Regions from separate parts of the Homo sapiens genome. Here region 2 is linked to region 1. The links are chromatin loops, found by intact Hi-C in ENCODE. Cell type or tissue: Panc1. All regions are shown on one strand. Links, peaks and the distances in the headings refer to the core of each region. The heading gives the core; the rest is flanking DNA. Region 1 overlaps NPHP3-AS1 (NPHP3 antisense RNA 1). Region 2 overlaps BFSP2 (beaded filament structural protein 2).

Region 1 (10,110 bases), core at 1-8,000:
CAAGCAGCTGTGATTTAACATTTCTACCATTAGGGGTCAGTGTAACTCAGGAAAAAAATAATTTGGCTGTATGTATTAAAAAGGATCACCTTGTGAAGACGACAGTCTGGGTGTTGCCTTCATTAACAGTCATCTACACTGCCTTACTTAGTTCCCATCACAAGTAATAACATGACTCTGGAAATTATTATGAAACAGACAAGAGTAGGATCAGCAAGCTTTTTCTATAAAGGACCAAATAGTAAATATTTCAGTCTTTAGTCTCTGTCACATTACTCAATTCTACCATTATAGCACAAAAGCAGCCCCACACCATACACAAACAAATGGCGTGTCTGCATTCCAGTAAAACTTTATTTTAAAAAACTGGTGACTGGTTGAATTTAGCTCACAGGTTTGCTGACCCCTGAACTGGAGGAGTGGTTCTCAAACCTGGATAATTACCTGGGGAGCTTGTTAAAAATGTAGAGCCATGGACCCCACATCAAGTCCACCGAATCCAAATGTTTTTAAGTAGAGCTCACATATCTGAATTTTTTAAAGTTATCTTTTGATTTAGAAGCAAATACTAATTTAGGAACCATTAGGACAAAATAAAGTTAACTTTACCTCTTAGGAAACCGTAAAGTCCACCTTGTTACAATGTTTTTAGTATCTGAATAACTATCCATGGTATAAAAGATATAAATGTGAAGCTTAGGCTTAGATAATCTCTATAACTACTCTGAAAGTACATCAATGAAAGGCTCATTCCTCTGTAAATGTTTGTATTAAGGCCCTAGTGTTCAGATTATTTTGGCCAGAGAACAACCCAGCCTGTCCTAACAGACAGAGGGGCATACTGAATTAAATTGAACAAGGAAGGAGAAGACATTGATGAAAACAGTAAAGGAGAAGGAAAAGCGATAAGAGAAATGCTGGAGTGCTGTGTAGTATCTCCTAAAAAAATGTCCCAAATGTTCAATAAGTTTACAAATTCTGAAAAACTTGCTGTGACCTATTTTTTTTTTCAGGAATTGGTGAAGAAGAGGAGTTTAGTGCCAAGGTGGGTGCAAGAGTGAAACAAAGGCAACACATCCACATGCACTGGACAGGGAAATGGGGTAAGAATATTTTAAATATGGGGTATCCATTCTTTTATGAAGTATGTGTTCTAACGATAGTGTTTCCCTGGGCTGTTTCCCCTTGGGCTAATCAAATATATGGATATATAGAAGGCCATGCTTTAAGAAGAGCTGCAATGGGTTTTGTTAAGAATACCATAGCCAATATGTTTACCTGTGGTCCTGTATAAAGCATACTGCACATTTGGGATATTTGTTTAACAAATAAAGGGGTTCTATTTCTCCATAACAGCCTCTAGGATGAAAGAAGCCATTTATTTCTTATTTGCTGAGAAATGTCCCTTTGTTTCTCAAATTCAAGGCTATTCTCCGACCTCTCTCCGCCTCTGCCTCATGTTCATCTGTGAAGTTGAATATAATCTTAAATTCTTCTATGGAGCCATCTATCCCAAACCTAGTAACCAGCACCCACTTCAGGTTGTCATTAGTGACTATTATTTTTTCTTACACTCAATGCCCACATGCCAGGATGAAGATGAGGCGCCATATTCAATTAGCTCCTATGAAGGAGAGATGAAGTCTTCACTACTGTATACATTTGAGATGTGCCTTTTCTGACATAAATCAGCCACAGAGAAAAGAGTCAGCTGACATTTGTAGTTGCAAGGGGAAAAAAAATCTCTTCACAAGTAATGTATGAATAAAAGTGGCTGATTGTAACTGTAAGAGCTTAAAACAGCCCGGCGTGCTGGCTCATGCCTGTAATCCCAGAATTTTGGGAGGCCAAGGCAGGTGGATTGCTTGAGCCAGGAGTTTGAGACCAGACTGGGGAACACGGTGAAACCCACTGTCTACAAAAAATAAAAAAAATAGCCAGGCGTGGTGATGCACACCTGTAGTCCCAACTACTCGGGAGGCTGAGGTGGGAGGGTTGCTTAAGCCTGGGAGGTGGAGGCTGCAGTGAGCCAGGATCGTGCCACTGTACTCCAGTGAGAGTACAGTGAGAGTGAGACCCTGTCTCAAAAAAAAAAAAAAAAAAAAAAAAGATTTTATCTTTTAGATAAGATTTACTTACAGTTACAAAATTTTATTAATTCTCATCATAATTAAGGGGAGTTTATATGTGAGTTATAACCCCAATTTAGAAAGAAGTTGTGTTCCAGCATTCCAGCGATTAATTTAAAAATCTGATATTTAGTATTTGAAGCATATTTCCTCAAGAAACAGCGTTAGACAAGGTGGCTATTGGTTCAGCTTAGCACACAGCTGAATGCTGTTTATGCTAAATGCAGACTAAACAACTCAAATGCCACTGTAATATGTAGTCTTTGGAAATACGCTTTCAACATATTAACTCAGATTATCCAGGAACACATCTATCCTTGGGCACTGTGAAGAAGACACTTAAGGCCACAGGTCAAAGTGTGCACATTTCACTGGTCTGAGACAGTTGTTCCAGTAGGGAGGAGACCAGGAAAAGGAGATAGGGAACGAGTTGTTATATGGTTGCCATAGCTTAGATTCTGGCAAAATGTTGTGCAAGTTATTTGGCTTCTTGCACTTTAGTCTCCTCATCTGAAAACGGAGATAATAGTAGTTCACTTTATAGCAGTTGTAGACATCCAAATGAATAAACTAGTTTTGATTATGTTTTGTTTCCCAGGGATCCAGAAAATGCACTATTTCATTTAAACTCTCTTTTCTAAGTAACTTAGTAGGGAGACCCTAAACATTTTTTTGGCAAGCCTGACATGTATATTTCATTCTTTGAAGGCTGTTTTGATTGATATCCAGCAAAACTAGGGCCTCTCTGTGACAGAAATCACTGGCATATCTGCATCCTTAAATACATATGACTACCATTGTCCTAAAAAATAGTGTTTCTTCACTGTTTTCTGGCTATTACATTTTGAACCCGAGTCAAATCAGTCGATGGAGATGGTTATATTCTGATGGTTATATGTCTGTTACATTCTGACGCCAAAAGGCAAAAAGCACCAGACTTCCTTATAAAAATTATTTTATTTTTTAAGATGACAAATAAAAATTGTATATATTTTTGGAATACAACATGATGTTTTGATACATGTATATTTTGTGGAATGGCTAAATCAAGCTATTTAACATATGTATTACTTCACATACTTTCTATGGTGAGAATGCTTAAAGTTTCTCTTAGCAATTTTCAAGTACACAATATATTGTTATTAACTGTAGTCACCACGTTGTATGATGGATCTCTTGAGCTTACTCCTCCTGTTTAACTGAAACTTTGTATTCTTTGACAAACATCCTCCAGCCCCCCCTCACCACCAGCCTCTGGTAACCACCACCATTCTACTCTCTGCTTCTGTGAGTCCTCTTTTAAATTCCACATGTAAGTGAGATCATATGGCATTTGTCTTTCTGTGTCTGGCTTATTTCACTTAGTGTAATGTCCTCCAGTTTCATTTATGTTGTTGCAAATGGCAGGATTTTCTTCTTTAAAGGCTGAATACTGTCCCATTGGAGATATATATATATATTAAATTTTCTGTATCCATGCATTTGTTAATGGACACTTAAGTTGATTCTATATCTTGGCCATTGCGAATAATTTTGCAATGAACATGGAAGTGTAGATATCTCTTCAACACACTGATTTCATTTCTTTTAGGTATATACCCCTTGGTGGGATGGCTGGATCATCCAATGGTAGTTAAGTTTTTAGTTTTTTGAGGAACCTCCGTATTGTTTCCATAATGGTTGTACTAATTCCTACAAACAGTGTGCAAAGGTTTCCTTTTCTCCACATCCTTGCCAACACTTATCTTTCATCTTTTTTTTTTTTTTATAATAACCAGTCTAACAGGTGTAAGGTGTGATAAGCTACAACATTTGACAGTTTAACATTTGACTGTAACATTTGACAGTTTAAAAGTAAACAGGCTTCCAAATTAACCCACCTTGGGAAGGTCTTATAATTCATGGTGACATCCTGTCCCTCAGTAATGAACCTTATGAGTTCCTCTAATTGTTAATGTACTAATAAAGACATACCCTACTGACACTGAAAAGGATGCTGATTTGTTTTCAAATTACAAAGTTTTACTGGTTGTCTTGTACATAGACATTTTAGCCTATATGTTGCAATCTGTATCCAATTATTGTAACTTTTATATTGTACTCGCCAATGAAAAAGGACAACTCCTATGAGTAGTCCCCCTCCCTTCTCCTAAATTTTCCTACAAAAGCCTTCTAACTTGTAACGGACTCTGGAACCCTCCCAATTTTGTTGGTGTGTCTTCCTGGGTTGATCCTCACATTTGGCTTCCAAAGTAACTTTATCAAATTATTTCTGCCTTAAGAACCTTAATTTCAGTCAACATTCTGTTATAATCAGCAGGATTCCAGAGCAACTTCCCTGGATCATCCAATGTGGCTTTTGACCATTATGCATGTACCAGTAATGAACCTATTGTGTTCCCAAATTTAAATGCTCCTGCTGGGTGCTACAGATGGGTTCCTCCTGGAACCCTCACATCTTGGCTGAAGTTCTGGTTTATTGAAGCTAGTTTCCTCCCTGGCCAGGAGGTACAATGACTCTTTCAGCACAAGAGTTACTGCTACCAATTCAAGGGAAGGGTTTTATTGGGAATTTTAGGGCAGAATAAAATAGGAGCTCAGTGAATTGTTTCCCTGGAGGCTAGGTGAGACAATCTTTCCTTAGTTTTCTCCTTCTCAATCACATGAGGGCACTCTTGCTCCAAAGATGAGACATTTACTCCCTCTGGCCAAACTGTTCACTTTTTGCTCAGCTTGTAGGCTTTAGAAGGACTGATCATCTCTTGCCCCGAGCATCCCGACCCTTCTTTGGAGGTGACTTGGGAGTCCAAGACACATAAGAACTCTTTTCAGCCCATTGTATGAAATCCCCAGAGGAAAGATTCATAGTCAGCACACCTGACCCCTTATAGAGCTTGTCTTGCTCAAAGCAGCCAGGAAAATGCATCCAGACTGAAGGTATACCACCTCTGTTGACACTAGCTGGTTTCATGTTGTTTTACTTGCAAGTACTTGGATAAGTGGACCCATCTAACCCAGGATGGTCATCAGCAGCAGTGGCCAAAATGGGGATGTTTTGAAAATGCCTAAAATAATTTATCTGTGCACACAAATGGAAAAAGTTGGTTTTGGAGCCAGATTGAATGGGAGACTTACTTCCAACAGCACCTAGAAGCTTCTAAAAGAAATTCTTTGAAAAAAAAAAATGCCTCCATTCAAGAGGTAAACAAAAGGATATTTAAAACCATTCAAACCATTGTACATTAGTTGAAAAATACTTAGAAGGCTCTCTCCCTTTCTTCCCCATGGCTCCTCCTTGTCTACCCCTGTTCTTTCATCTTCTCTCTTATATGAACTCATTCCCTTCTGCTTGTTCCTTGGGCTCCCATACATCTCTTAGGCAGAGATTTTTGGAATTTCACAATGGACTCATTTACTTCTTTCAAGGGAGTTAAAATGTATTTAAATTTAAAACAGAAGGAGCAAATGGAACAACTGCAGAATGAGAATGAAACTACTGAGATTCTAAAAATACAGATCCAACAAGTTTTTTCTAAAGTGGTACTAATGATCAACACATTTTATGGTTTATTGCTAGCTTTGCCAAACCATTTGTGGTCTTCCATATACATTAGTAAAATACATACAGCCACCTCCATTAAAGTGGAAGTAAACCTGATTAAACCTTTTACCAAATATCAGATAATACTCTTTAAATGTGCTGCTAGACCTCACAGTCCCTTGCAGATATAAAACTTCACTGGCCTTTTAGAAAACTTAAATTATGTCTCTGTGCCTTGAGATGTAAATTTACTGTACTCGGTAAGATCTTCAGCCATGGAAGACAGATTAACTTGTTGTATTTACAGAGGCACAATTTAATTCAACTGTTCTTTTAAGCTGGTGAGTTTTACCTGACTCATGAATAAAATTTTAAAAGCAAAGCTATAAAATCTTTATTTGCATCTGTTTGTATTTTTATATGTACATGTACACATGTCTGTATTTGTATATTGTTTACATGGTACCAAATTGGTTTATAAATAAATAAGCACTCATCAATTAGTAAGCCAAAATACTTTGTAAATTCATATCACTTGAATAGATCTTTTAGCATGTAAGACTAGTTTAATAAGAACAACCATCTTCTGAGTTTTTGGCAAAATATCCATAAATTTAACTTTAAGCTTCTTACTTAAGTGAATATCTGATATTCACAGACTATAAACGTGGTTAGCAGTAAAATAACTTGAAATGTTGACTAGCTTTGTCTAATATTTCAGTTTTCATAAATATTCTAGGTAAGCTGTTAAAAATAAATAAATTAGATAACTGTCAATGAGATACACCTCTAGAGGAACTTTTCATGTAATTTGAAATCTTAAAGCTATGTTAAATTAAATAATAGATACTATTAAATGTCTGGGTCATTTCCAATTAAGGTAAACATATTATAAGAAAACATGTTTCTAAAGATTATAAAATGGTTTTCATTTATAAGACACTGATATGTGACAAGCAAAGATTCTTGTTGTCGAGGTTGTCACTAAAATGTAAGGTTACTGAGAGTTAAAAGTTCTAATTAATATTTATATATAATTTTATATATAGAATGTGCCAAAAATAAGATGTGTTTTTGATAAGAAAAAATTATAAGAAGTGTTCTTTATTATAAAAATTATTATAAAAATGTGTTCTTTATTGAGAAAGAAAAAATAATTTTGTCTAATTTGTAGGTTACTTAAAGGTTGTTTCAAAATATGGACTTAGGAAGGAGAAAGAAACAAGATTAAAAAGGAACAAGTAACTAGGAGAGAAAAATATGAAGAAGGTTATGGATATGAAGATGCATTTTTGGTAAGGAAGGTTAAAAAGAAAAGAGAATAATTTTGTATGAGAAAGAATCTCATATGATAAAGTTTTGTCCTAATGTAAAATGACTGGTTATTTAAGAAAGAGGAAATACAGGACAAAGCAGAAAGTCCAAGCGTGTTTTCAATGGTCTGCCTATGTCATGATAAGGTTCGTGAAAAGAGAATTTATGAAAACAATTTTGTGTGTGATTAAGTTGGCTATAATTCTAAAGAAATTATTTCTAAGTTTTCTAAAGATTAAGCTTTGACATTGAAAATATGCTAGAACAAAACTAAAAAAATGTGGTCCCCTGTATTATAACAAGGTTTTTGTAAAGTATTCATTTTCTTTTAATAAAATTGCAAAAGATTTTTATTTTAAAATTCTAAAATCCATTTCTTTTTGAAACTTCCTTTTATCAAGATAATTTCTGTGTTGTCCTTACTTGGTTTTGGTTTCTTTAAAAGGATTAAGGGTTTTACATCCATGTAACTTTCTTTATTGCTTTTGAAGTCTTTTGATTACCACTCTGGTTAAATGAATAAGTATTAATTAACAGTGACTGGCGATTCTGTTTTCATCAAATGCTTGGAACTTTTGACATCTTTGACAAACTTCCCCCAAATCAACTCCTAAAGTAGGCTGTTTCCCCTAAAATTAACTTTAGGGTTTTCTAGTTAGACCTCTGGAGAACCTCAAAGAATATGTCTTGTAGAGATATTAAATTATTAGGCTTATTTGGTAAATTGTATGAGAAACATTGTCAAATGATAAATGGTACTAGATCTTCTTTCAGTTATATTTATGGGCATGTTATTGATATAAATATCCCCAGAATTATATAAATTTATAAAAATCTAATGTTATGAGTCATAATTTTGACTATATTAAATCTTTTCCAAAGTTATATTTGTATGGATGTATTATTAATAGGAATATTGTAGAGATTACATGAAATTTATAAAAGTCTGGAAATCATGATGTGATGCTGTCAGTCATGATTCTGTTTTTTGTTTTAAAATGCCACATATAATAGAAACAACTAAATTTCTTTGTCTTCCACTAGATTTTAAACATGACTATTTTAAGTTTTTGTTATCCACAGTTATTATTTTGAATTCTTTACTAAAAGCATTTACAATGAGCTATAGTCCAAAATTGCTTTTCATGGAAAAGACTCTAACAACTACTCTTGAACACAGATTTCTGATAATGTTAAGATCAATGTATTAGGTAAAAACTTCCATAACTCTACTAATAAACTGATGGATTCATGAAGACAGCAAACCCAACACAAAGCAAAACAAGAATTACATGAAACTAAACTGATAGAGGACTAAAATGATTTTTATGACTGTTTGAAACATTGCTGATTCTTTCCATACTTGTTTTCCAGTCAAGAATTTTTTTTTCATTTGAGCTATTTATATCTTACAGCAATTGGTTAAAGTATACTTTTGTGAGCAAAATTGAAAGATTTACCTTTTTCTCTCTACCTAAATTCTCCAGAGAGTTTGGAAACTATTCCTAAGTGTTCTTATTTTATGGCAATATATTTATTTGCATAAGTTTGATTCAATTCTGTTTTCTTTTGTATTAAGTCACATTGGAAACATTGGTTATTTTACCAAGGCTTTGACTATAATGTCATATTTTCAAATATGACAAGACTGCTTTGAGGGATTGAAATTGACTTTGTAAAGCCAATAGACTTGGAAAAGACTGGCCTGGTACCTTGTCTACATAGTTTCTTTACGGAGTTCCTGACCTTGCAGTAATTAAAGAATGTCACTTTCTGACAGGCCCAGGAACCTCCAGATATTTTGGGCACCTCAAGAAGAGAGAAATTCACCCATTTCATACAGGTATTATAGGCACAGTCTGATGGTGAATCCTTGGCTTGGCTCCCTAGCCTGAAGGAGTTGTTAAAAGTCTAATCTAAAAGCCCTTATGAAAACGTTCCAGCAAAGTCAACTTAAAAGAGCCTATATGGCTGATCACTATTTTTGTTGTACTTTACGCAAATAATTAGGCCAATTATGATAAGACAAAAACTTATATTGCGAACAAAATTGGTCTCATTATTTGTCTTTGGTAAAAAAGGAGGACTGGAGAGAGAGTAATTATGTTTCAGAAGAAAATTATAGTATACCTGCTTTTTGATTCTAGACTTGCCCATTGTTTTTGATTTATTTTTATTACTATTTGCCTACAATTTGGACTGAATATTAGATTCCTTGAGATCAACAGCTAATGTCTCCCAGTGACTGGAGATGATTCTTTATTCAGGAAACTAACATGTAGCCTGTCTCATGACCTGCCTGATGTTGCTAGTAATTTTGCCTGCCTGTGATAACAAAGTTATTTCCTCTTGCTGAGGGACATGACTTCCTAGGAATGGGCCTTCCCAGTGCTGAGAAATAAAGAATGTCTGTCACTCTAACTTAAGCAGAGATTGAGTATCAATGTTTCCATGGGAAGATTTTTGATCAAAAAGGGAAATAACCTACAGGTCACATTTGACAGTTCACTTTAAAAGTAAACAGGCTTCCAAATTAACCCACCTTGGGAAGGTCTTGTGATTCATGCTGACAACCTGTCCCTTAGTGATGAATCTTATCATGAGTTCCTCAAATTGTTAATGTATTGATTAAGGCATAGCTTACTGACACTGAAAAGGACACTGATTTTATTTCTAAATCATAAAGTATTACTGATTGTCTTGCATATAGACATTTCAGCCTGTACATTGCAATCTGTATCTAGATTGCAACCTCTGTTTTATAATCTCCAATTAAAAACTATGGGGAGTCCCCCTCCCTTCTCCTAAATTTTCCTATAAAACCTTCCAACTTGTAATAGACTCTAGAACCCTCCCCAATTTTTTGGTATGTCTTCCTAGTCCAGTCCTCACATCTAGCTTCCAATGCAATACTTGGAATGCAGAAATAATTTGTCAAATTATTTTTGCCTCAACAGCCTCAGTTTTGGTTGACATGTGATATCTCACTATGGTTTTATTATTATGCAAATTATATAATTTGCATTTCCCTAATGATTAGTGATGTTGAGCATTTTAAAAATATACTGTTGGCTATTTGTATGTCTTTCTGAGATATGCCTATTCAGTGTGACTTTTGGTAAGTTC
Region 2 (10,110 bases), core at 930-8,929, 690 kb after region 1:
GGAAGGACACGATTCAGCCCGTAATACCCATTTTACAGATAAAGAAACTGAGGCCACAGTTAGTGTTCCAGCCAGGATCAATTCAGTGTTGTTTCTACCCCTAAAATACTGTTTAAAAACTTCCTGTCACATTCATCTATAAGGCCCGAGTTAGTCCTGTCCCAGAACCCTGAAGGGTAGGCGGGCCCACAGTCTATGTAGAGTGCCCGTTTGATAAGATAGAGCTATAGTCGACACAGGCCCCACTCTGTGAGTTCAGACTTTGGGATGTGCCTCTTTTTCTGTCCTTCTCTGCCTCTTTTAATTTGGAAGAAACTGTCAGAAAGGGTGATTGATCCTTCTGCAAGCACATCTCTAACTGGAACTAACTGCTTTAACCAGGACGCATGAGGCTGGGCGGCTTCCGACCCATCAGATGGCTCAGAACTGAGACTTGCAAGTTTAATAGCTTTGCTGCTGGGGAATAGCACAGCCCTCCTCGGGATTTCTCATTGTCTTTTTCAGTGATTTTAATACTCAGAAAAATGTGCTGAGCAGTCAGCACTCAAGGCAGAATGACTTTATCTGAGTAGAGTTCAGAGACGCCCCATGGTGTGTGGCTCCGGCTCCGCCAAACCACTCCGCCACAGGAGGTGAGCACCTGCTCGGGTGGGCGAGGCCTGGCATGAGGGATTTCCACAGACTGCTGGGACCCCTGCCCCCGACAGGGGCGATCACCTCTCACCACCACCTAGCCCAGTGGTAGGGGCCAAGATGCCAGTCTCCACGGAGTGAGGCACGGCTCTGTTAAATCCCACCAGCCAAAGACCCCTGAGCACATACTCATAGGTGGAAAGAGTGTATTAGCATGCCGCAGCAACAGAAAAATGTACCAGGAGAACCCGGGACATCTCAGGAAAAGGGAGTTGGGAGGGGCTTGTTATGAGGTTTAGGCCTGTGTTAGGTTGTTGGGGAAAGGTTTAAGAAAGGCTTGTTCTGCATTTGATGCTGTCAGGAAGTAGGGGCAGTTTGATGATTGGGGATCTTAATAATCTTTACACAAGAGGTAGAAGGAATGAAGCAGGCATAGAGCTGCTGTTAGTAAAGAAGCAGCAGTCATCACTCGAATCAGCTGGAAGAGGGGATGTTGAGTTTTTGTGGTTGCAGAGCGTCCTTGCCTCTCTGTCCAGATAGAATCACCGCGTGCCCTTGTCTCCATCTCCTTCCACCATGATCACAGAGTGAGCTGGTCTGATTATTGCTGATATTCTGTAAACGCTCGTGCATAGGTGAGAATACTCTGGTCTAGCTGTCAGCTGCCAACGGTCAGGGCCATGGTTTTCCTTCCTTACAGCAAGCAGGCATCCTCAGCCTCCTCCTCCACAGTAGTGGGAGGACCACGGAGTCAGAACGGAGGTGCAAGCGACCTCTCTTCTCACGTGTCCTGTGCAGCCCCTGTGAGGCTGGGGGCTGAGAGGTAATTGTTTGGGCTGTGCTGTGACTTTAGGAGCAGGGCCCACTCTGTGCCTCTCACGTGCTGAGCAGAGTGTGTCCCTGGAATCCACACTCCTACCTGTCTCACCCATCTCTCCCCCAGAGTCTATCTTGGCAGTCCTGCATCTATGCAATCAACTGAGTTAGAACATAGCAAGTCCAGCTGACTCCTTCCCACAAGAGAGGCCCTGGCCCTGTTACTAACCCCTAAGAGTCCATTTCCTTATCTACACATTAAGGGAGAATAATCCCTGTTTCATAGGATTGCTGTGGGGATGCTGGCTGGAGATAATGCATGTAAACTAGAAAGTATGCGTCGGGAAGGGAGGAACCTGTCCTCTCTGGCTCCTGCTGTTTCTCTATCACCCAGGATGGCGGCCAGCACATAGATGCATGATAAATATTGGTTAAATCAACAAATGGAAGTGCCCCACAAAGTAATCAGTTAATAAGAGGCAGCTATGTTGGTTTCCCAGGGCTACCATAACAAAGGATTACAAACTGGGTGGCTTAAAACAACAGAAAGCTATTCTCTCACAGGCCTGGAGACTAGAGGCTGGAAACCAAGATGTTAGCAGGGGCAGCTCCTTGTGAGGACTGTGGGAGAGAATCGGTCCCAGGCTGCTCTCCCAGCTCTGGTGATGGCGGGCAATCCTTGGCCTTCCTTGGCCCGTAGATGCATCACCCCCATCTCTACCTTCATTCTTCCATATGTCTGTGTCCAAATTTTCCTCTTTTCATAAGGATGCCAGTTACATTAGATGAGAGCCTACCCTAATGACCTCAACTTGATGACATCTGTAAAGATCTTATTTCCAAAAAAAAGGTCACCTTCACAGGTACTGGGGGTCAGGACTGCAACTTATCTTTTGGATGGTACACAATTGAATCCATAACACTGGCTATTGTTCTTTTCACATTATAGTCCTGATTCCCAACATTTTGTCCTGTTTTGTCAACTGTCATTTAAAAATGTTGCAGAAATATCAGTATTTCTGCACCTAACCCATTTCATCCTCTCTTCCTTTTGTACTTGAAATTAAATTCCACATCCTGGCTGGGCGTGGTGGCTCACGCCCGTAATCCCAGCACTTTGGGAGGCCAAGGCGGGTGGATCACAAGGTCAAGAGATCAAGACCATCCTGGCCTACGTGGTGAAAACCCGCCTCTACTAAAAATACAAAAATTAGCTGGGTGTGGTGGTGCGCACCTATAGTCCCAGCTACTCGGGAGGCTGAGGCAGGAAAATTGCTTGAAACCGGGAGGCAGAGGTTGCAGTGAGCCAAGATAGCGCCACTGCACTCCAGCCTGGCAACAAAGCGAGACTCCATCTCAAAAAAAAAAAAAAAAAAAAATCCACCACATCCTATCAAACTACTTGGGCTATTGGGGTCCAGAAAGGAAAGCTGTACAGAGAGTCCAAGAGAATGCTGTTCATATAGTAGAAACACAGTAAATGCCACTAAGCTGCTGTGTGACCTTGGACAAGTTACTCCACCTCTCTCAGCCTCAGTTTTCTTAACTGTTAGATAAAGGCATTGGATCTCACTGACATCTCCCTGCACACACACAGGGAATAGGCAAGATTCCCTTTTAGAATTCTGGTAGGTAGATGAGATGGATCGTTTCCCTGGACATGCAGAAACCTGGTGCCACTGACTCCTACCTCTCTCTTCACTTCTGTGTACCCTGAGATGAAGCCCTCTCCCTCTGAGGCTCCTCATCTGTAAAATCAGAGGGTGGAATGTTCTGATCTCCCAAGCCCGCAGCCATAGAGGAGGCTGTCACTGCTCCCCATCATCTCTGAGCAGTGGATGAAGCCTATAGAAGAGAGGCAGCCTCCGATGAGCTCATTGTCCCCATTCTTTGGTTGGCTGGCTGGAAATGGGAATGTTCAGTACATTTTGGGCACCTCCTTCATTCCTGAGGCTCAGGTGGTAGCCTATGCCCCAACATTAATGAAGCAGCAGTTATATTACCCCCAGCCCAGCACCTGCCAGAATATAGCCCAGGTGTTGCCAAATAGCAGGGTAGGGAGAAACTGTCCGGACAGGGGGGTTGCCGAGAGACAGCAAAGCCAACGCCTCACCCAAGTTCACAAAAGCCCAGATTAAACCAATGAACAGCTGGAATTTCTAACTTGGACAGCCCCAGGATTGTGCCTGCCTATACCTGGTACTGAATACGTGAGCCTTCTTGCTCCTTCTTGGACACACCCTGTCATGGTTCCAGATACCCACTGCTGTGATTTTGAGCTTCTTTGTTACACTGAAAATCCTAAGAGCAGAGGTATAGTCTGATTATTTCTGAACCTAAAACCTAGCACAATGCCAGGCACAAAGAAAGAAGAGAAGGAAGTCAGGAAGGCAATAAGGAAAGTAGGAAGGATGGAAGAGGAAGGAAGAAAGGGAGGGAGGGAAAGAGGGAGACTGCAACAGAATATCACAGTGGCTAATGGTGCAAGCCGTAAAGTGCAAAAGAACTGAGTTCAAACTCTGGTTTTGCCATTGACTGGCTTTGTGACCCAAGGCAAATCGCTTAACCTCTCTGAATTCCAACGTCCTGTACTATTCACTCCACCGGGTTGTTGTGGGAATTAAATAATTCACTTAGAACACTTAGCATAGTGCTTGCCCATGGTAAGCATTCGGCAAACTGTGGTAGTAATCTGCGTCATCATTTATAGTACTTAAAACAATAATAACCGCATGGACTACACAGCCCTCTGACATCACCTGCCCAGCCAACTTTTCCGTACTTTGGGGGCGGGCGGTGGGGTGGTGGGGGAGGCGGCGGGGGCGGGGGTAGGAATGAGCATTTGCACAACGTTACACAGGGATGGTCCCGCTGACTCAGGAGCATTCCACTTTGTGGCAGCGATCTCAGAGTGGCCTGCAGGCCAAATCAGATTTGCCAGAGCCCCTTTGAGATAGGGGTGTCCCGGGCTACCGCCTCTGACCTGGTTCTCTTGGCAGGTGGCGCCACCTGCTGGCTGCTCTAGGAACTGTCTTACATACCTAGTCACTCAGCGGCAAAATGTTCTTTGTGTCAAGCCCTGGACTCCTATAATCACCTCCTGACTGCCAAAGCCACCTTGATCCTGGGAAGCCAGTCACGCAATTCATACTGCCCTGCAGTCGTCCGCTTCACGTCAGAATTTCCAGGACAACTCCCAATTTCCTGAGGATTATAAATCAACCATAAAATTTCATTTTCCCCTGAGACTTTGCATATATCGACCAGCTAGTCTGTTTCTATTCTCTTCTGCTTTTTTTTTTTGCGGGGGCGGGGGCGGCGGGGAATGGAGTCTCACTCTGTCACCCAGGCTGGAGTGCAGTGGCTCAATCTCGGCTCACTGCAACCTCCGCCGCCCGGGTTCAAGCGATTCTCCTGCCTCAGAAGTAGCTGGGATTACAGGCGCCTACCACCGCGTCCAGCTAATTTTTTTTTTTTTTTTTTTTTTTTTTTTTGTATTTTTAGTAGAGATGGAGTTTCGCCTTCTTGGTCAGTCTGGTCTCGAACTCCTGACCTCGTGATCCACCCGCCTCGGCCTCCCGAAGTGCTGGGATTACAGGCGTGAGCCACTATGCCCGGCCTTCTCTTCTACTTCTATTCGTGACAGAAGAAACCTCGTTTCTTTCCTTTTTCAGGTGCATTCTGGGTTGCTGTGGAGCTTAGGTCAGACCTTGAGTTTAGAGTCAAAGGTCCTGAGTTCCAGTCTCAGCCCACCAAATACTTTTGCCCAGGTCCCTAATCTCTCCCACCTCCAGCTGCTTTATCTGGAAAAGGAGAGTTATCATTCCACCTGCCATCATGGTCCTGATCCTTTTGTGGGTTTGTTTGTTTTTTGTTTTTGTTTTGATTGTTGTTGTTATTGTTTTTGAGACAGAGTCTCACTCTGTCACCCAGGCTGGAGTGCCTTGGCACAATCTCGGCTCAGTTCAACCTCTGCCTCCTGGATTCAAGCAATTCTCATGCCTCAGCCTCTCAAGTAGCAGGGATTACAGGTGCACAACACCACTCCCCGCTAATTTTTGTATTTTAGTAGAGACAGTGTTTCGCCATGTTGGCCAGGCTGGTCTCAAACTCCTAACCTCAGGTGATCCGCTAGGCTCAGCCTCCCAAAGTGCTGGATTACAGGCGTGAGCCACCATGCCTGGCCTGGTTCTGATCCCTTTGAAATTTAAAGGAGAATGAAATCAGTGGGAAAAGGCTTTGTTAGTGTCACAGATAAGGCTACAACTCCTTAGCCTGTGGGTGTAACTACTGTCACGTGTAAATACAGAATCCTGGGTGACGGTGGCATGCATTGGCCCTGCCTTCTTCCTCACCAGCAGTCTCTCAGTATGACATTGTCATGGTAGCTACTATAAGGCTGGCACAGGTTTCGGTTTTATTATGGTCATTCATGAGATTTTTAATGAGGGCTTACTATGCACCAAGCACTATGGGAGTTCAAATATTAGAGCCAAAATTCTTGGACTCTGGGACCTGGAGGTCTAGAAGGGATGAAGTGTAAACAAATCCACACACTGGTCCATCCCTGTTACATGCCAAGCACTGTGCTGGGCACGTGATGGATGTCAACCGTAGGTCAAACAGGAAGGACTCACGAAGTACAGTTACAAATGCAGCTTTGGTTTGATAGGGCCCTCTCCCAAGATCCCTTTCAACTTGCTCAGTGGGTGGTAGACATTCTTCCCAGCCCCTGGGCGAAAACATGGAGGGTCCCATGATTTTTCTGATCACTTGCAGGAAACTAAAAACATCACACTCGTTTTAAGCCACAAAACAGTATCAACTCAGGAAATAGAATGTCCAGTTGATATATTATTCAACATATCAACCCTCACTTTCTCCCCTGCCCAGGTAGGGCCAAGCACCTAGCAAGGATGCTGAAGTCAGTTCCGTCTCTCTTTCCTGCTATTCTCCTCACTCCCACTTCCCTGTGGCTGTTTCTAGCCCAGTTGAAATCTAAGCAGGACAAAGGGATGGGAAAGGGAAAGGGAAAGGGAAGGGAAGGGAAGGGAAGAAGGGAAGGGAAGGGAAATAAAGAAGGGAAGGGAAATAAAGAAGGGAAAGGAAGGGAAGGGAAGGGAAATAAAGAAGGGAAGGGAAGGCAAGGGAAATAAGAGAAAGGAGGGCAAGGGAAGGCTAGGGAAGGCAAGGGAAGGGAGGGGAGGGGGAGGGGGAGGGGATGGGGGAGGGGAAGGCAGGGCAGGGCAGGGCAGGGAAAGGAAGGGAAGGGAAGGGAAGGGAAGGGAAGGGAAAAAGCTCTTCCTTGTCAGATATTGTTTTAAGTTAGTGTCACAGCATCTGGGTCCGGCTAACATTAAAGTCAGATTCTTTCTCTTGGGGACACTTTTCTGGATTCCTCTTAGACTCCCCTCTTGGAGCATCTGCAGGCACAAGCCCCTTCTTCAGTTGACCGCCTGTGACCCCTCCCCCAAGTTTCTGCCTCTGCAGTATGGCCCACTGGCATCCCCTCACCCTCGCAGGCTGCCCTCCCAAATGCCCCCTGCTGACGTGCCTGTCAAGGGCTCCACACCTCCCAAAGATGGAAGCACCTGTCAGGCATTGTAAGAGGAGTGCAGTGACTTTGCAGTCATCTCAGCTCAGACAACTGAGCATCCCTTTATACATACATCTCTTTTAATCATCTTGAAATCCAGGAAAGAAAGCTCCCTTATCCCTTTTCTACAAATAGACTTTTAGAGAATTACACAATCACTAAGTGACAAAGATGAGGTTTGAGCCCTGTCTCTCCAAGTCAAATCCCACGATATTCCCATGAGTCCTTGCTGTTGGATTCCAAAAAGCAAAGGGTCCACTCTGGGGCCTGGGACAAGCCATCAAACTTCCATCTTGATTCTTCATCTTTCATGATTTCCAAGAGCTCTTCACATTCTAAAACTCTATAATAAAATTTCTGAGTTGAGGAAGCCTAGAAGCACATGGCAGAGAATTCTGCAGAGGCCTCCCTCTTCTGCGTGGGAGGAAGTCCCCACAGCTCAGCTCTTCCTAAGAGCTCTCTGCCCTGACACCCTACGTGATATGGGCATGTGCCTCCAGCAAGTACAGGGCAGAGAGAGAGAAACATCATTTAAGTGGTGCTGGCATTAAGTGGTGATGACATAGCTTCATGTCCAGTACTGAGTGGGAGATGGAAAGCATGCATTTGCTTCCTTTCCAGACAGGCTGGCTCATTTCCCCTGTGCCTCTCATGATGAGAGGATTATGCATGCTGAGTATGATGCTGGTGATTCAAGTGAGGAAGTTTCCAGATACCATGCATGACTCCTGGTTTAAGCCAATTATCTCATCATGGTTCAACCAAAGAAACAACAATTTATTCAAATGCTGGAGAAAACTCCCAGCCATGCTGGTTTTATTGATTCTGGGTCTCCAAGATGGTGCCCTTCTAAAGAATTTCCAAGGATCATTTTGTGCAATTGCAATGTTCTCCTTAGACCTTCGTCACCATTGGTGGGACTTCAGTGCTTAGCAGCTCAAGGAACCCAGCATGTTCTCCGTAGCTGTATCCTCTAGATCCTCACAGCCTCCCTTTAGAATAAGCAGAACAGGTGTCATTACCTCCTTTTTACAGGTAAAGAAACTGAAGCTCAGCAGTGATAAATACGATGTCTGGTGAAAAGCAGAGCCAGGACTTGAACCTTGGTTTCCCAATCCAAGCCTAACACTTTGAGTCCTATACCTTCTTTTTGCTGATGTTCACACAAGATCAAGTGAGCATTTCCCTGCCCTTCCTAATCCTCTACTTACCAGAATCCCACCTCCCTGCTCCTCAGCCAGCTTGGGGTTGGAGAATGGGGTGGCATTTCAGGCAGTGTAAGGTTGAGGATTCTTTCATGATTCTTCCAGTAGGACATCAGACACATCCATCCTGGCAACAACACACTAAACTGTCCATTACGTCCCACTGGAATCAATTGAGGTTATGTTTCTGACAACAGAGAATAGTTTGTTCCCTTCGTTACATTAGCCTGGGCCAAGGGGTAAAGCATATCTATCCCTTTATTGCCCGTAAGTGTCCCTTAGTTCCAGTGGAGATTAAGAAAACTGGAATTTATTGAGCACATACTATATGCCAGAATTTGTTCTGAGGGTTTTGCACATCTTAAATCATTTAACCTCACAAAAACCCTATGAGGCCATTCCTTGTATGATTCCTTTTTATAGATGAGGAAACTGATACACAGCACCAGTTAAATAACTTTTCCAAGATTCACAGGTTGAAGTGATAGAGACAAAACCTTTAACGTGGGTAGTTGGATTCCAGAGTCTGTATGCCCGGGTCCACTCTCGACAGACTAAAGCTCAAAACAGTTTGACCTTGAGGTTTTCCAGGAGGAAAAGCATGAGGCTGAGGAGAACACTTATGTTAGATTGGATTCCTGAGACGCAAAGCCCAAGCCTAGGGTTCTCTTGTGGGCCACGTAGTATGGAAGTGCTCCTGGAGAAACCCGCAAGAGGCAGGGAGGCAGGACACAGAGGGAAGACCAAGCAAGGGAGCCACCTCAGGGCTGCCCCACCCCCAAGCCAGGGCGCTGGGCTTTCATGCCCCCAGCTGTCAGACAGAGCCAGTAAGTCAAGCTCTGGGGCCCTAGGGCACTGCTCCACAAATGAGCCACAGGGCCCAGCTGTGGGGAGTGAATGCACATGGAACGTGGGGACACAAAAAAATAGTTCCAAAAAAAAAAAGAGGATGGGTCAGAGCAGTGACAGTACCTGCTGCAGCAGCCACGCCTGGGATAGGAAAGGAGCACCTGTGATCTGCCGTAAGCCTCAACAGGTCCCACGCGAATTTCTGAGGAACTTAGATTCCTCTGATGTTGGCAAGTGCCCAGGAAATATCTTGTCAGAGGAAAGTCGGGGATAACTGTCTGTGCAGGGCCACCTTCGGGTAAACACGCAGGGCCTGTTGGAGAGCCACCTGGGTGACTGGGACTGCGTCCACATGACCTCTGCAGTCACCCCGCCCACTGTTCCCTAAGGCCACACTTCCATACCGCCTGCCCTCGCTCTGACCTGCCTTCTCCATCAAACTTGTCCCAGCCAGTCTCTCCCTGTGTCTGTCAGGGTCCCAAGATGTATCAGCCACTGTGCTAGTTTTCTTTTCCAAGTTGATTTTATTTATGCGATCGATCTCATTCTGTTCTTAATTATGAAATATTTTTAACACATAAAAAGCCACCTAATACTCAGCATTGTCAACTCAGTGTTATTTGTTAAAAAACCTTTTTTTAAAACCTGAAATCAAAGATTTTAGATATAATTGAAACTCCCCTTGTACTCTGTCCTGATTGAATTCCACCCCCACCCCCCCAGAGGTCACTGCTGCCCTAAATTTGGTGCTTACCACTCCCATGAAAGTTTTACTACATATGTATAAAACCTTTCCTAGGACTATTTTGCATTATTTTAAACTTTATGTTAAATTGTGTTATACTGTGTATTAGTCAGGGTTCTCCAGGGAAACATAACCATAGAATGTGTACAGAGAGAGATTTATTTTAGGGAATTGGCTCACACAGTTATGGAGGCTAGAAGTCCAAGATCAAAGTGTCAGCAGGTTGGGAGGCCCAGTGAAGAGGTGACACTGCAGTTCAAGGCTGA

Evidence for each region. A loop is a pair of places that touch in the nucleus more often than their neighbours do. Peaks named below come from ENCODE experiments on the same cell type or tissue, not always from the same donor. Only the 100,000 strongest peaks of a DNase experiment are listed, where the experiment ranks them.
Region 2: a loop joins it to region 1, with 9 times the contacts of the local background. A loop is called at or near these places in 96 of 110 quality-filtered maps.

What each region holds. Positions count from the first base shown.
Region 1 is chr3:132,726,480-132,736,589 of GRCh38, forward strand. It overlaps NPHP3-AS1 (NPHP3 antisense RNA 1), which reads left to right. Exons shown (of 11, transcript NR_002811.2): 2 at 1,014-1,103; 3 at 6,845-6,965. Among named protein-coding and RNA genes, the nearest start is that of NPHP3-ACAD11, 9.1 kb to the left of the region's middle. In Panc1, for the core only: CTCF peaks have their summits at 28 (motif pointing right), 246, 4,808 and 5,031; no DNase peak of the experiment used is centred there; H3K27ac peaks cover 504 bases; H3K27me3 peaks cover 480 bases.
Region 2 is chr3:133,419,299-133,429,408 of GRCh38, forward strand. The region is part of intron 1 of BFSP2 (beaded filament structural protein 2); the gene reads left to right. BFSP2-AS1 (BFSP2 antisense RNA 1) reads right to left here. Exons shown (of 4, transcript NR_189064.1): 4 at 7,104-8,037. Among named protein-coding and RNA genes, the nearest start is that of BFSP2, 24 kb to the left of the region's middle. RefSeq lists an enhancer at 4,554-4,603. In Panc1, for the core only: CTCF peaks have their summits at 4,467 (motif pointing left) and 4,727; a DNase peak (open chromatin) is centred at 4,503; H3K27ac peaks cover 7,142 bases.